Regions from separate parts of the Homo sapiens genome. Here region 1 is linked to region 2. Evidence: chromatin contacts called from ENCODE Hi-C or POLR2A ChIA-PET data. All regions are on one chromosome and are shown on one strand. Each heading gives the region's core, a stretch centred on a gene start or an enhancer-like site at or near the end of the contact. The rest is flanking DNA. Distances are from core to core; before and after follow the strand shown. Region 1 has its middle 79 kb from the start of NECTIN1-DT. Region 2 overlaps NECTIN1 (nectin cell adhesion molecule 1).

What was found. A loop is a pair of places that touch in the nucleus more often than their neighbours do. ChIA-PET counts read pairs that join two places held with the same protein, here RNA polymerase II (POLR2A). Pooled maps may share reads with other maps.
Region 1: a pooled map shows a loop between it and region 2 (2.4-fold over the local background). The contact joins two enhancer-like sites. A Hi-C loop is called at or near these places in 1 of 168 maps with a recorded cell type or tissue (Caco-2), 1 of 37 single-sample maps with no recorded cell type and 2 of 50 pooled maps. POLR2A ChIA-PET finds 5 or more read pairs at or near these places in 1 of 52 experiments (activated B cell).

What each region holds. Positions count from the first base shown.
Region 1 is chr11:119,804,920-119,811,885 of GRCh38, reverse strand. No RefSeq gene overlaps it. Among named protein-coding and RNA genes, the nearest start is that of NECTIN1-DT, 79 kb to the right of the region's middle. RefSeq lists an enhancer at 1,257-1,757. Within about 2 kb of position 5,178, at least 4 of the 41 ENCODE cell types and tissues checked have a DNase peak (open chromatin) inside an H3K27ac peak, as active enhancers do.
Region 2 is chr11:119,663,346-119,669,997 of GRCh38, reverse strand. NECTIN1 (nectin cell adhesion molecule 1) reads left to right here. Exons shown (of 6, transcript NM_002855.5): 6 at 4,701-6,652. The coding sequence ends at 5,251. Among named protein-coding and RNA genes, the nearest start is that of NECTIN1-AS1, 43 kb to the left of the region's middle. RefSeq lists enhancers at 4,327-4,863, 4,864-5,402. Within about 2 kb of position 3,422, at least 2 of the 41 ENCODE cell types and tissues checked have a DNase peak (open chromatin) inside an H3K27ac peak, as active enhancers do.

The DNA.
Region 1 (6,966 bases), core at 3,929-6,428, 140 kb before region 2:
AGCTTGATCACTGGACCAAACTCCCAGCCTTGCCAATCAAGCATCTTCTCCAGGCCTCCTTCCCCAAACCCACCACCACCCTCTCCCTATGGAGAGGCTTCCAAGCTGTGCACAGGGCCTGAGAAGGGAAGCCTCCCCATTCATACCCTCACTCCTACCTTCAGAATGGAAATCATCAGCCCAATTTAGAACCACATGTGGTTAAAAACTTTAGAGAGGGGAGGAGCAGACAGGAAAGATAGCCAAGGGGCATGAAGAAACTTTTGGGGAGTGATGGATGTGTTCAGTATCTTAGTTGTGCTGACACTTCACAACAGTATCCATAAGTCAAAACCTATCCAATTGAACACACTGAGTATGTGCCATGTGCACTATGTCAATTATGCCTCAATAAAACTGTTTTACAAAAACAACCAAAAGAAAAAACAGGAGTAACTTTGGAGAGCATGCAGCCTGGTGTTCCCAAATGGTGTTTCACGTCAGAATTACCCAGGGAGTTCGTTAAGAAGATGCAGATTTACCCACAAAAGAATGGAGTCCAAGTCATTAGGGGTGGAGCCTGGGAATCAAGGTTTTCTCAGCAAACTTCTCAGGTACACCTGATGCACTTAAAACCAATGATCCTCAGTGTGGTCCTGGACAAGCAGCATCAGCATCACTGGGAGCCTTAATAGAAATGCACATCCTTGACCTATTGAGTCAGACACTCTGGGTGGGCCCCAGTAGTCTTTGGGTTAACAAGCCCTCCAGGTGATTCTGAAGCTAGCTACAATTTGAGAACCACTGATTCAGACCAAAGTGTCATTTAATTGATGATGAAAATAAAGTCCAGAAAGAGGAAGTGACTCACACAAGGTCTGTCAGAGGATTCTGAGAGTACAGTCTTGACTTTAAATATCCCATCTCCCTGGCCAGTACTCGCGCTGTGCTTTTCAAGACAAATGGAAAGTTCCAAGAAGCTTTTTAGAAAAAGTATATGACTGGCCCTAGAGTAGGCTGAGCTCTGTCCCCAGGGAGTTACAGAGACTTGGCCATGACGGACCCACCAGGGCAGCAGGTACGGTGAAGGCATGGACAGCCCCTCACTTCCTCATGGGTTCAGTGCTCCTCATAGTGGATACTGAGCACCCCGCTGTGCCTGGCCCATGCTGGGTGCTGAGACGCAGGAGGAATAGGACAGCGCCGTTGTTCTCCGGGGACTCCCCATCCAACAGGGCGTGCAGAGGCCTGCCCAGATCACCACGATAGGCTGACACAAGTAGGGGAGGCTCACCCAGACAGGGCACGACTGTCTGGAAGAGGGGACACCCTGCCCAGCTCACCCCACTTGTAATTCTGCTGTCCCACTCCCCTGGACCCTTCCCTTGCCACCCGTCTCTCTGGCCCCACGTGTTCCCAAACCCAGTCCCCTTCCTTTTCTTCCCATCAGCACAATGAACACAGGCTGCACATTTATATGGAACTTTATAGAGATTAAACAAAGAAGATACCAGAAGTCTGGCTGCCACAGGCCAAATTTCTGATCCTGCCAAGACCAGCAACTCAGTCCCGAGTGCTTCCTTATCCCACAGAACCCAGTTATTCTGCAGCAATTCCTTCCTCTCCATTCTGATGCCCATCCCTTCCTAAAATGTAGCACCAGGCGGACAAGATCTGGGCAAGCGGTGGGTGAGAAATGGGCTTGGACCCCTCAGTCCTCTCCACAATCAGGCCTGGAAGCCCTGACTTCTTGACCCCATTGCCAAGAGCAGATCAAGCTGCTTCTCCTACAAAGGCATTTCCAGGAAACGTTGGTCACAGGACAGCAAGGAGAAGAGCTTCAGGAGAGAGGAGGGCACAGCTGGGTGCAGAATCAGTAGAGGAAGCCCTATGGGGGGATTGAGAAGCTGGAAGACTCTCTCCTTCCATAGCCCCATTTGCAAATCCCCTCACACCCATTATACACAGCAATCCTCACAATGGTCTTTAAAGAGGTAGAAATAGTCTCAAAGGGGTGCGATAGCATGCCTGAGGAGAGGAAATAAATAGACATTGACCTGGGCTTACTGCATTCTGTGGTAGGCAGAAGAAAGTCCCTCCCAAAGCATCCACCTCCTGTTCCCCAGAGCCTGGGAATATGTGACTTTCCACAGCAAAATCGACTTTGCAGATATGATTAAGTTAAGGATCTTGAGATGAGGAGATTATCCTGGATTAGCCAGGTGGACCCAGGGTAGTCACAAGGGCCCTAATAAGTGAAGGAAAGGGTAGGGGGTCAGAATCAAAGTGATGCAGCCTGGGGCGGACTTCACAGGCTTTGAAGAGGGAGGAAGAGGCCACAGGGCCAAGGAACGCAGACTCTGGAAGCTGGCAAAGGCAAGAAACAGACTCCCCTTCAGAGCCTCCGGAAGGAATGCAGCCCCGCCAACACGTTTGTTTGAGCCCAGCGAGGCCCATTTGGACTTCTGACTCCCAGAACTAGAAGATCATAAATGTGCATTGTTTAAGCCACTAAGTTTGTGGTAGTTTGTTGCAGCAGCGAGGGGACACTCATCCAAGTCCCTAACAGAGGGCAAAGAAGTTTGCTGACAACGTCTCCTTGGATGGTCTCAGCAATCCCATGATCTGGTGTTATTTCCCGTTTCACAGATGAAGGCACTGAGGCTCAGAGGGTGGAGTGGCTTGCCCCAGGCCACCCAGCTGCTCTCAGGGCTGGGCTCCTCAGAAGCAGCACTTGAGGCAGAGATTTGGGGGCGTGTGGCTTCTTGAAGGAGCTCTCTTCAGCAAAACCTATAAAGGAGTGAGGGAAGCAGCATATGGAGGCTCAGGGCAGTCAGCCCTTAGCCTGATGCCTGTGTCACTCTGGGGCATTAATCAGCTGAGAAAGTTATCCCCTCTCCAGCAAGGGGCTCAGCCCTTTGTAGCCTCGAGTTGGCCAGTCGTTGGGTGATGGCTGCGGTGAGGAGGGTTTGGAGGTAACCTCCCAGGCTAGCACAGGTCTCTGCACAAGGGGAAGCTGCGGAGGAGCACACCAGCCTGCTAAAGAGGACATGGGCAGGTGACATCGTTCTACACAAGTGTGGTCATGCCTGTGGCCAGGAGTATCTGTGGGATGGTCAGGGAGCAATGTGCCATCAGCATGTCATGGAGCAGTGGCTGGTGCCAGGGACACATGTCCAGGCACTGTGAGGTGCCAGGGAGGGTTTAGGTGCCCCCATGATGCCCAGGCCTCCCTGTCCCAGCAGCATCCTCACTCCACTCACTCCATGAGTAGGAGCTGCCTCCTGGAAAAGGAAGCTGCCATGTCAGCACCTTCTGACAGCAACGCCTCGCCCCGCCTGCCGGCTCCTGAGACCAGAGCCTCAAAGGGTTCCAATCCTCTGAGGAAATTGGATGTTAACAGTGTTCACAGTTCCCTTTCTTCCTTCTCCTCCCCCGCCCCTTCTTTATGAGCCTGTCCCTGCAGCTATTAATATCCAACTTGAACGAAATGGCAACTGTATTTCAATATTTCAACTTTCCCATTTTATTTGCCACAAGCCGGGTTGTTTATCCACAGGCCGTGAGAGGAACGGGCTCTTGCTCCATCCCAGCCCCGTGCTCTGATGGCTGATAATACAGAACATAACGGCCATTACCTGGGCTAGGCGGAAACTGAGTGTTTCCTTTTGTGCATGTTTTCTGTGGTAAGGGCTCCTGCTCCCACCAGGAACCCTCGCACACATGTCACAGGATGGCCTAATGGAGCAGAAATGGGTTATCTGGGGAGGGCTGGCAGTGGCCACAGGGAGTGCCGAGAGGGTCTGCACCTATTGCCACTCCCTGCCACAGGCTGGTGGCCCAGGACCCTCATCAGGATGGGACAAGGGAAGGAGGGTGGAAGGCACCACAGGGGATATGGATGTCAAGGCAAGAGACTGGAACACTGCCCAGAGGATGACCAGGGCCGTTGCACCTGCCATTTGGAGAGGAGTCTGCTGTGCCTGATATCTTCTCAGCCCTTGAGGAGCCTAACAAGAATGCTGGGGCTCACCCCCTTCCACAGGTGGGGAAACTGGTGCCCAGTTAACCTCATCCTTGCCTGTGGACACCGGTGTGTGTCAGTGATGGAGTTCAGGTCTCCTGACTCACAGACTCCCGCAACCTCGGGCTCCAGCTCCCCACTCTAGGATGGAAAAAAGACAAGGCTTCCTGAGGCCAAGCTGCTCTTCCCTTCCAGACCAGCACCCCCAGCCAGGAGCCAACAGCAGCACGTGCTTCCCACCAAGCCCCTTGGCCTCCAAAACCCAGTTTCCTCTGTCACACCAGGTGGCAGGTGAAGGCCAAAGGCTGACTTTAATCCCCCAAAGCCAAATGCCACATGGTTCCTCCCCCAGCCCAGGTGCCCAGCCCCACCAATGCCCCAGACAGTACTGGGGACAAGTTTGTCCCAAAGACAGGCTGACCTCACTCCTGATGGGAAGTTAATCAGGGTCCGATTTGCTTGGGACGAAGGGACCCTAGAAGACAAAACACCCCAGATAGCTCCTGGGCATGGCTAATGGGCTACAGAGCAGTCAGCCAAGTTCAGCCGCATGGTGGGTGGCGCCCCCCTCCCCAGGAGGAGAGCTGGCCATGTAGTTACTAGAAGCTGTTGCTTTTGTGGTGCTCCTGCTGCATGTCATGCGCTGTGCAAGGAGCTGACATGCATCATCTCATGGAAGCAGCACATCAGGTCTATGACAGATCACATGAATGAACAGTCCCCACTTATTAAGGCCTTTTTCTTTATATTGCATCCTCTTAAAAACCTCAAGAGACCATCATGACAGAGAGCATGAGCCTCCTTTTGCTAGAGAGGAGGGTAAGGCCCAGAGAAGTTAGGCAACTTCAGGCTCCCCCAGCTGCTCAGTGTGGGGCTTTGGAAGTCTCCAGCCCCGTAAGAGCCCGAGGCCTGAGCCATTTCCACCGTGGCTCCCACAGAGGGTACCAGAGGCAGGCAGAAGGGCACTTCCATGTCCAGGACAAGTCCACACACTGGGCACTGGTCAGGAAAGCTTCAGGTGCCCACTCCCACTGTCACAGAGAGCAGCCCATGCAGACAGCCAGGCTGACAAGGACACTTTGCCCTGGGAGGAGAAAAGAGCCCCGCCCTGGCCTGCCCAGGACACTGCACTCATGAGCCCACACTGGGAGCACATTTGGCTCTGCAGGAGGCACTCACTGAGCGCCTAGTCCTGCCAGATTCTGTGCTAGTTTAAAGGCACATGGCTAGTAATCAGCAGAGCCTGGCAAAGATGCCCCAGCTCTGCCTCCAGGTCTGGTACTGTTTACAGCCCACTATGTGTTCCCTGTTATACACACTCCCAGAAAGGCATCCATGTGCACACACACTTACACACACACACACATCTACACACACTCCTGCTCCTGTCTGTGCACTGCCACTTTCACATAAGCATGAGTGTGCACACACACACACAGCCTTCCCTAACCAGCCACCCCTAAACTAGGTCAGGCCCTCTAGCCAAAATGAGGAGGAACGGAACAGATGGAGGGATGCAGCGTCTCAGCAACAAAGTTCCAGAAGAAGAGGGCTTAGAGAAGAGACAGGAGAGGGAACTGGGGAGGGTGTCATCTGCCTAGGAAGAGTGGGCACACCTGGGGAGACAGCGGATGCTTTCTGCAGGGAAGCCTGGGTGTGAGTCCGACATTGGAACAGGCTGGACTCAGGCAGCCCTGTGGCACCTTTAGAGATGGCTCAGAGAGGTGGGACCCGGTGGCGATTGGAGGGTTGGCCCCAGGGAATGTTTACAGACCTGCTCTGAGCCTCCTTTCCTCCATCTGTGAAATGGGGGGATGCTGAGAGTCAATCACCTGCCTCTGCTCCCACCCCACCAATCACAGCCAACACAGCTGGGCACGAAATCTGCTGAGCGTTGTTCTCTGCACTTCGCATGAATGACATCATTGATCCTCAAGCCCACCCTAGAAGGTGGATGCGGTGCTATAATCAGGCCCATTTCCAAGTAGAGAATTAAGGCATAGCACTTGCTGAAGATCAGAGTGAGCCAGGCTGAGAAGCCAGGCAGTGGGCCCCGAGGCCTGGGCCCCTCTCACTATCCTACCCACCACCCTACCCCTCTCCTCACGGCACCGAGGCTCAGTGACGGCAGCAGGCATTGGGGTTCACAGTGTAGGGGGAAGAAACCCCAAAAGTCCTCTTGTCCAGAAGTATCTCCCCAGCTGGCTTCCCCCAGGCCTTTAAAACAAATGTAGGCACTATCTCCAGAAGGTCACTGTTAAAAGACAATCGATACCTAAGAAGGCCTTCGCCTGCGAGCTCTTCAGCAGAGATTAGTCATTAGCGTTGGTTAGTTAGAAGGTTGACTTTGATTTTAGACAGAGGCATAGACAGAAATGTGGCCTGGAAGAAGAGCTCAGAACCATTCAAAGCAGAGGAGGACAGGCTGCCAGGGACAGTTGATGGGGGAAGGGCCGAGTCAGGTAAGGTTGGGAGCTCCAGAGACGGCACTGGGTGTCAATCGGGGGGATGTGGTAGGGTACAACACAGCCATTTTCCCACTGTTTTTCTGCAACACAATTCTGTTTTTCCTACATTTTCCCTGGAAGTGAAATACTGATTGAAGAGGAGAGAGCAGCTCTGGCTGATGGAGATGCGGTGGAGGGAACAAAGCCCTAATCACTCAAGCCCCGATTACCCTCCCACGTACGGCATCCCTAGAGCCTTGGGGCCCCCAGAAACCCAGTTTGCAAACCACAAGTCTACTATAAAGAGTAATGGCCCTGGAGTCAGGGTCCTGGGATCCACTTGCTGTGTGACATTGAGCTGGTCCCTTCCCCTCTCTGGGCTTAAGCAATCTTACCTGTAAGTTCTCTAAGGGGCCTCTCCTGGCTATGACAGTCTAGGTAAGTGGGGAGAGAAGTAAAGGAGGTTGGCCAGGAGTGGCCTTTACTGCCGAGTGAGGAGCTGTTTTGAGCCGGGCA
Region 2 (6,652 bases), core at 2,173-4,672:
ACAGAGCAAGACTCCGTCTCAAAAAAAAAAAAAAAGTAGTAATTTTGAAGGTGATATTGAGGAGGAAAAAAAGAGAGTAAGGGGATCCCAAGTGCTAGGGACCACACAGGTGGAGTGGGCTTATGAGCTGCAGTTTTAAATAGGGTAGTTGGGGAAGGTCTTGATGAGAAGGGGCTATTTGAGCTGTGTCCCAAAGAGAGTAAAGGAGTGAACCTGGGGGCCCTGGGGAAGTGGCTTTCAGGGGGCAGGGCAGCCCGTGCAGTGTGTGCCAGGAGTGGGGCAAGCCTGCAGGAAAGCGGGAACAGATGACTTCAGAGGTGGGGCGGGGCGTAGGGCAAGCAGAGCACGTTAAGGCTCTAGGGAGAGTCATTGGAGGGCTCTGAGCAGATATGTTACACTTCAACAGGATTTGTCTGGCTGCTGTGTGGAAAACAGTCCACAGAGGGAAAGGATGGAATCAGGGGAGCAGTTAGGCAGCTATTGCAATCAATAATCCAGATGAAAGATGAGAGTATCTTGGATCAGGGTGGTAGTGATGGAGACGGTGAGAAGAGATCAGGTTCAAGGTGCATTTTTTTTTTTTTTTTGAGACGGAGTCTTGCACTGTTGCCCAGGCTGGAGTGCAATGGCACAAACTTGGCTCACTGCAACCTCCACCTCCCAGCTCAAGCAATTCTCCTGCCTCAGCCTCCCAAGTAGCTGGGATTACAGGCACCCATCACTACACCTGGCTAATTTTTGTATTTTTAGTAGAGACGAGGTTTCACCATGTTGGTCAGGCTGGTCTTGAACTCCTGACCTTAGGTGATCCGTCCGCCTCGGCCTCCCAAAGTGCTGGGATTACAGGCATGAGCCACTGTGCCCAGCCTGCATTTTCAATTATAACTTACAAACTAGTTGGGACACCAGTCATTCCTGTGAAACAGATAAGACCGTACACTCTACCATACTGCAATGATGTGGCTTGAGAGGTCCAGAAAATTCAACCTAGTTGAGGAAGATGTAGGAGAGCTTTATTTTTTATTGGGTCTCTGCTGTTGAAGAAAGCACAAATGTAACAATAGTGAGCTTATAGACTACTGCAACACACTGAAATGAGTCAATCCCAAATGATCATGAGGCTGCCACTTCCTCAAACCCTGTCCTCATTCCTGCAGAAGAGAAGAACTTTAGCCATTTGAAAACTGGCAGAAGGACCAGAGCCAGCCATGGTAACTTCTAATTTGCATTTATTTGCAATTTATACAGGCTTTACCATGCTATGTCAGTATGTGATTAATGGAATGACCTTAGCAATTGTCACAACCAGAATGAGAGGTGCAGACCATTAGTACATAAAAATTCGAAAGAGAAAAAGATCACGGTAAACTGGAGAAGAGAAGGCTCCTGAAGAAGGGGCTGGAGAAGTGCAATCGGTGGGGAGGGAGGATGAGGAAAGGCACTCCTGGCGGGGCAAACTGCATGTGTAAAGGCTTGCAGTAAGGAATCAACTTGGATAACAAGGACAGCAAGGAAGGTGAGTTGACCAAACCCAAGATACGGTTGCATGATGGAAGCTTTGAAGGCCAGACTGCACAGCCCAACAGGCAGTTGGGGAGCCATTGCTGGTCTTTGAGAAAGCGAGTGGTTGTGTCTACAGAGTGAAGATTAACCTGGTGACTGCGGGTGGGGTGATTCAAGGCAGGCAGAGGCAAAAGGAAAGTGGGAGATTTAGGAATCGACCACAGCAGTAAAACCTGGCATAAGTTCCATGGTGGTGACAGTGGCGACAGGAAGTTGTATCGAATGGAGAGGGTTTAGAAGGAAGATGGCAAACCAGGTTGGTACAGATGGGTTTTGAAGTGGTGGTGAGAATTCCAAATGAGGGTGTGCTAGAGGTCAGTTTTTCTAATGTGTCCACCTAGATATCAGTTATGTGAGACTGTCTTGGAGGCAGGAGGTATGGGGTTCATGTTCCAGTATGTTGGGAAACATGGCATTTGACGTGTCCCTCTAGTAGTTCACAGTGTGCACGAGAAGGTAACAGGCTCTGATGCTTTTGTCTAAGCCAACATCTCGACCCCCCTATTTTTGCTGACCCTTTGAGCCAATGGTTTGAGATTCCATGGGCCACAGTTTGGGAGATGCTGTGGAGATACAGTCCCAGAGTTGGGCGAGAACTATGTACCCTAAATAATTTGGACAGCCAGCAGGATAAGGGTGACTCCAGAAGTTGATACTAGTCTGTCACTAGGAAAGAAAGCAGAGGGTCAAGGCTGAGGGTCCCAGGACAAAGCGTCCAGCGAGACAGCTGGAACAGAGAAAAGGAGCAACACAGCTGGAGATAGCACTCAGAGAGGAAAGCCGAGAACCACGGAATCTTGTATGGGAAGGCAAGGGACATGTTTCAGAAAAATGGCAGCTCCCTCCATCTGGATGCTTCCTTATCCTCCTGGCCTCTCCAAGTCCGGCCTCCTCCAAGAAGCCTTCTCTAATGCCAAGACACACCACCCCGTTCCCCTGCACCCTGCACTTCCCTGCCTGTTCCCTTAACATCTGCATGTGCTGTCTCTGAGTGTCCTTTGCTTCCCTGGGGAGGCTGTGAGTTTCTCATATCCCGTGACTAGCAGGATAGATGCTCAGTATGTTTGCTGATGGGAGGGATGGATGAAGAGAGGAAGGCAGGTGTAGACAGGAGAGATCATTCAGATCTGGGTGAGAACCGAGGAGGGGGGCAGGCAGGCTGAGTACAGAGGAGGCTAGGTTCTTCCCAGCTGCCTCTGGGGAACCCCTGGTGGAGGCTGCTCCCATCTCGTGGGGAGCAGTTGCGGGGCCCTTTTGAGGGCGGTAAACAGATGGGACCTGGTGAGCCGGGAGATGCTTGAGGTTCCAGGGAGGCTGCTGCGGAGACAGGCGGTCAGGACAAAGATCCCATGGATATGTACTGGGCAGCTGCTGGCTGACCTGCACCGAGGATGGTGGTGGCAGGTGGGGAGCGGGGTCCTCCATGGCAGTGCTCCTCTGCCAGTGCCCACGTGTATAGGAGCCCCTGGGGGGTCCTGGCTCAGCCGCGTGACCTTGGATGAGTGAGTGGCCTCCCCTTCCTTGGGCCCTGTGTTTTCGTCAGCCCTTCCCGCCCAAATTCCTGGAAGGCCTTTCCTCTTTCCTAGAATCTCCACCCTGCTGCAGCCTGCCGAGTGGGATAGCACCCCACACACGCCCCAGGAGGAGGGAGTGGGCTCAGGGAGGAGCATGATTCCCATGGAGTGAGAGATACTGAATCAGAGAGTGAGCTGGCAGCAGTATACAGGCAAACAGTATACGGGCAAACTGGCCCTTTACGTGGGCCTGGAGCAAGGAGGGCCTGAGCGGCTGAGGTCAGCCTTCTGGGCTTGCCCTAGACCCGCAGCCTAGTGGCTCTGACCGAGGCCAGCTGTGGTCTCTGGTGCCACCCTGTGGTGGTGCCAGGAACCATTTCCCTTAGCCTCACCTTAGGGCCTCTTTGGCCCGTGGCATGGCCCTGGTTTCAGCCACCTTCCCAGGCCCTGTAAGGCAAGGGAAGGGGCAGTGTTGGCCAAAGAACAGTACTGTGGCCCGGCCCCACTGGCACAGAAAGCCACCCACCCAGCCTTCTCTCCTGTCCCACCTGCTTCCTTTCTCTTCTTTTCACCTTTCCTGCCTCCTCATTTTGGCTGTGTCCACGGGGCATACAGATTTGCACACTCATGTTCATCATGTCGGCACAGGCATGCAGGCCCTCCCAGCATGTGCTCTCTGGGTGGCAGGCTTGCTATGACGGCAAGCGTGTATGCCTGTGCATGTGCCCACTTGTGTGTACTCGACATTGCCACGCACGCACACACGCACATGCTTTCACCCCCATTTCTGCCGTCCTTGCCCTGTGCTTGTGCCCTGCCATGCTGGTGTCTTACACTTATAACCCAGGCTGGCAGCACTGCCAGGCCCCCACCTTGCCCTGCAGGCCCAGACCACAGCCAAGAACCACAGCCCTAGTTTCTGGCACCTTGGCAGCTGATTGGCACTCACGGGGCATCTCCTGAGCCAGTGCCTGGGAACCTGTTTTCCCTGTGCCCTGCAGGCAGACAAAATCAGGTGCAGAACACCTAGGTGGCTCCTGGTTCTGGGTCTTGGAAGCCAAGTTGATAGTGTTGGGGCAGAGTGACTGCCAGGTGTCTGGCAGAGGGGTATCAGTGACATTTGCACACGTTCTATGTGCAGGAGAAGCAACGATGCATCATTGCTGGGTGGCCTCAGGCAAGTTCTTTAACCTCTGCAAGCCTCAGCTCCTCAGATATCCAATGAGAATGAATGGCATACCTCCTCAGGGTTGTGGCTGTGAATGGCATGGAGTGGGCAGTGTGCTGCAGCTGGAACTGGCACACGTGTCTCACTGCACCATGAATAGGGATTGAGCTGGGCCAGCACCACACCAAGGACAGTGGGGATGGAAGACCCTGGTGCTGTGGGTACTGCCCTCTGCCTCTCCTCTTGCCTGTCTCTCACTCCAGCTACCAACGCTGCGGCATGTTAGGGCTCCAGGATGGGTGGAGTGCTGCGGGGCCTCGAACTGGAGCTGCTCAAACCTGGGGTGCAGACAGCCTGTCCTTCCTGGCCTCTCCTTTCCCTGCCTCCCTCCCACCCCCTCTACACCCCAGGAGCACACGCTGATGCTGTCCCCTCCATCTCTTTTCCTCACCCAGAATTCCCCTACACCCCGTCTCCTCCCGAACATGGGCGGCGCGCCGGGCCGGTGCCCACGGCCATCATTGGGGGCGTGGCGGGGAGCATCCTGCTGGTGTTGATTGTGGTCGGCGGGATCGTGGTCGCCCTGCGTCGGCGCCGGCACACCTTCAAGGGTGACTACAGCACCAAGAAGCACGTGTATGGCAACGGCTACAGCAAGGCAGGCATCCCCCAGCACCACCCACCAATGGCACAGAACCTGCAGTACCCCGACGACTCAGACGACGAGAAGAAGGCCGGCCCACTGGGTGGAAGCAGCTATGAGGAGGAGGAGGAGGAGGAGGAGGGCGGTGGAGGGGGCGAGCGCAAGGTGGGCGGCCCCCACCCCAAATATGACGAGGACGCCAAGCGGCCCTACTTCACCGTGGATGAGGCCGAGGCCCGTCAGGACGGCTACGGGGACCGGACTCTGGGCTACCAGTACGACCCTGAGCAGCTGGACTTGGCTGAGAACATGGTTTCTCAGAACGACGGGTCTTTCATTTCCAAGAAGGAGTGGTACGTGTAGCCCCCCTTCCAGAGCCTCTGTCTGTGACCGCTCCTCCCCAGCCCCTCCCCGCACGCCCCCTGCCCACCCCCCACCTCCCACTCCAGGAGCTGAACAGAGACTTGCCCAGCTGCCCAAAGCCAGCCCCGAACTCCTGGGGGGCCAGGGGAGCCCAGGGCAGCCACGACTTGGCTTTGTGTTTTATTTCCTCCCTCTCCTCCGCCCTTCCCCATGGTGTTGTGTTCGACTGTGGCTTTAGTGTTACTGTATCTTCCCTTTACGGGCCCCACCTGCCTGCCCTCTGTGTAGGGAGCCCTGTTCTCGTCTTGTGTACCTGGGCATCCCTCCAGGGTTTGGGGAGCCAGCCTCCCCCGCCCCCCTACACTGGAATTTGTTTGTGTTTCTTCACTGGGGGTGGAGGGCTCAAGGGGCTCTAAGAGGGAAAAGCTCCCCACACCCCCAGATGCTGCTCCTCCTCCCGGCTAGAGGGAACCCAACACCCACCAGTGAAATCTGATGCAGCTGGGAGTTTGGACCTTGGGTCTAGACAGCTGGTGCGCCCAAGAGGTAGGGGGAGGGGTGCGGCTTCTCCCCAGTTCCCAGGGAGTCTTGTTTGTTAAGCGGGGCCTTGGGCAGTGTTTTCCTGCTGAGGGTGGTTTTACATTTTTTTTCCTCATTGGCCCACAGAGAGTGGAGTTGGCCTAGCTCTGACGCGTCCCCTCTTTATCCCCAATGTGCCCCCTCCATTAGGGGCTCCAGGTGGGCTCCAGCCCACACTTGCTCTCTGCCTCTGCTGACACGTGCACACACACACACATGCACACACTGCTCCTCTCTGCCTGCTTTCCCCTGGAGTCCCATGCCCTGCCCCATCCAGACACTGCCCAAGGCCCACCCGTCTATTTCCACCTCATTCCCCCTTTAAGCTGAGAATGGGGTCTGCCTATAGAAGCTTCCAGAGACAGCTGAGACTGGGTCCCCGGTGCCTCCACCCTAGGATCTCAGGCCTGCCCCAAACTGCTTCTTACAGCGTGGAGGTTTCTCTGATTTCTCCCTTATCTAGCAACACTTGGTTCTTTTGGCTAGTCAGGGCTGGGATCCCAGGGGGATCCACCTGCAGGAGTCAGAGGTAAAGAAGCATCCACACGGAGGGTAGTGGGGAAGGAAGCCCACATGGCAGAAGCTCTGCAAACACAGTCCGAGGGACTGAGGAGTCCATACAATGCCTCACACACAAAGGCCATTGTCAAAGCCTCGGGCCTGGCAGAAAGTGAGGGGGGTGGGGCCGCTAGGCCACCTCCTGCTCAGCCACCCCTGGTCCTCATTCTGGGATGAGGGGAGGGCCTAGGAGAAGCCCTCCCTTTCAGTGCAGATTCCCTTCTTGAATGGGACATTGAGTTCCTATCAGCCACCCCAGACTGG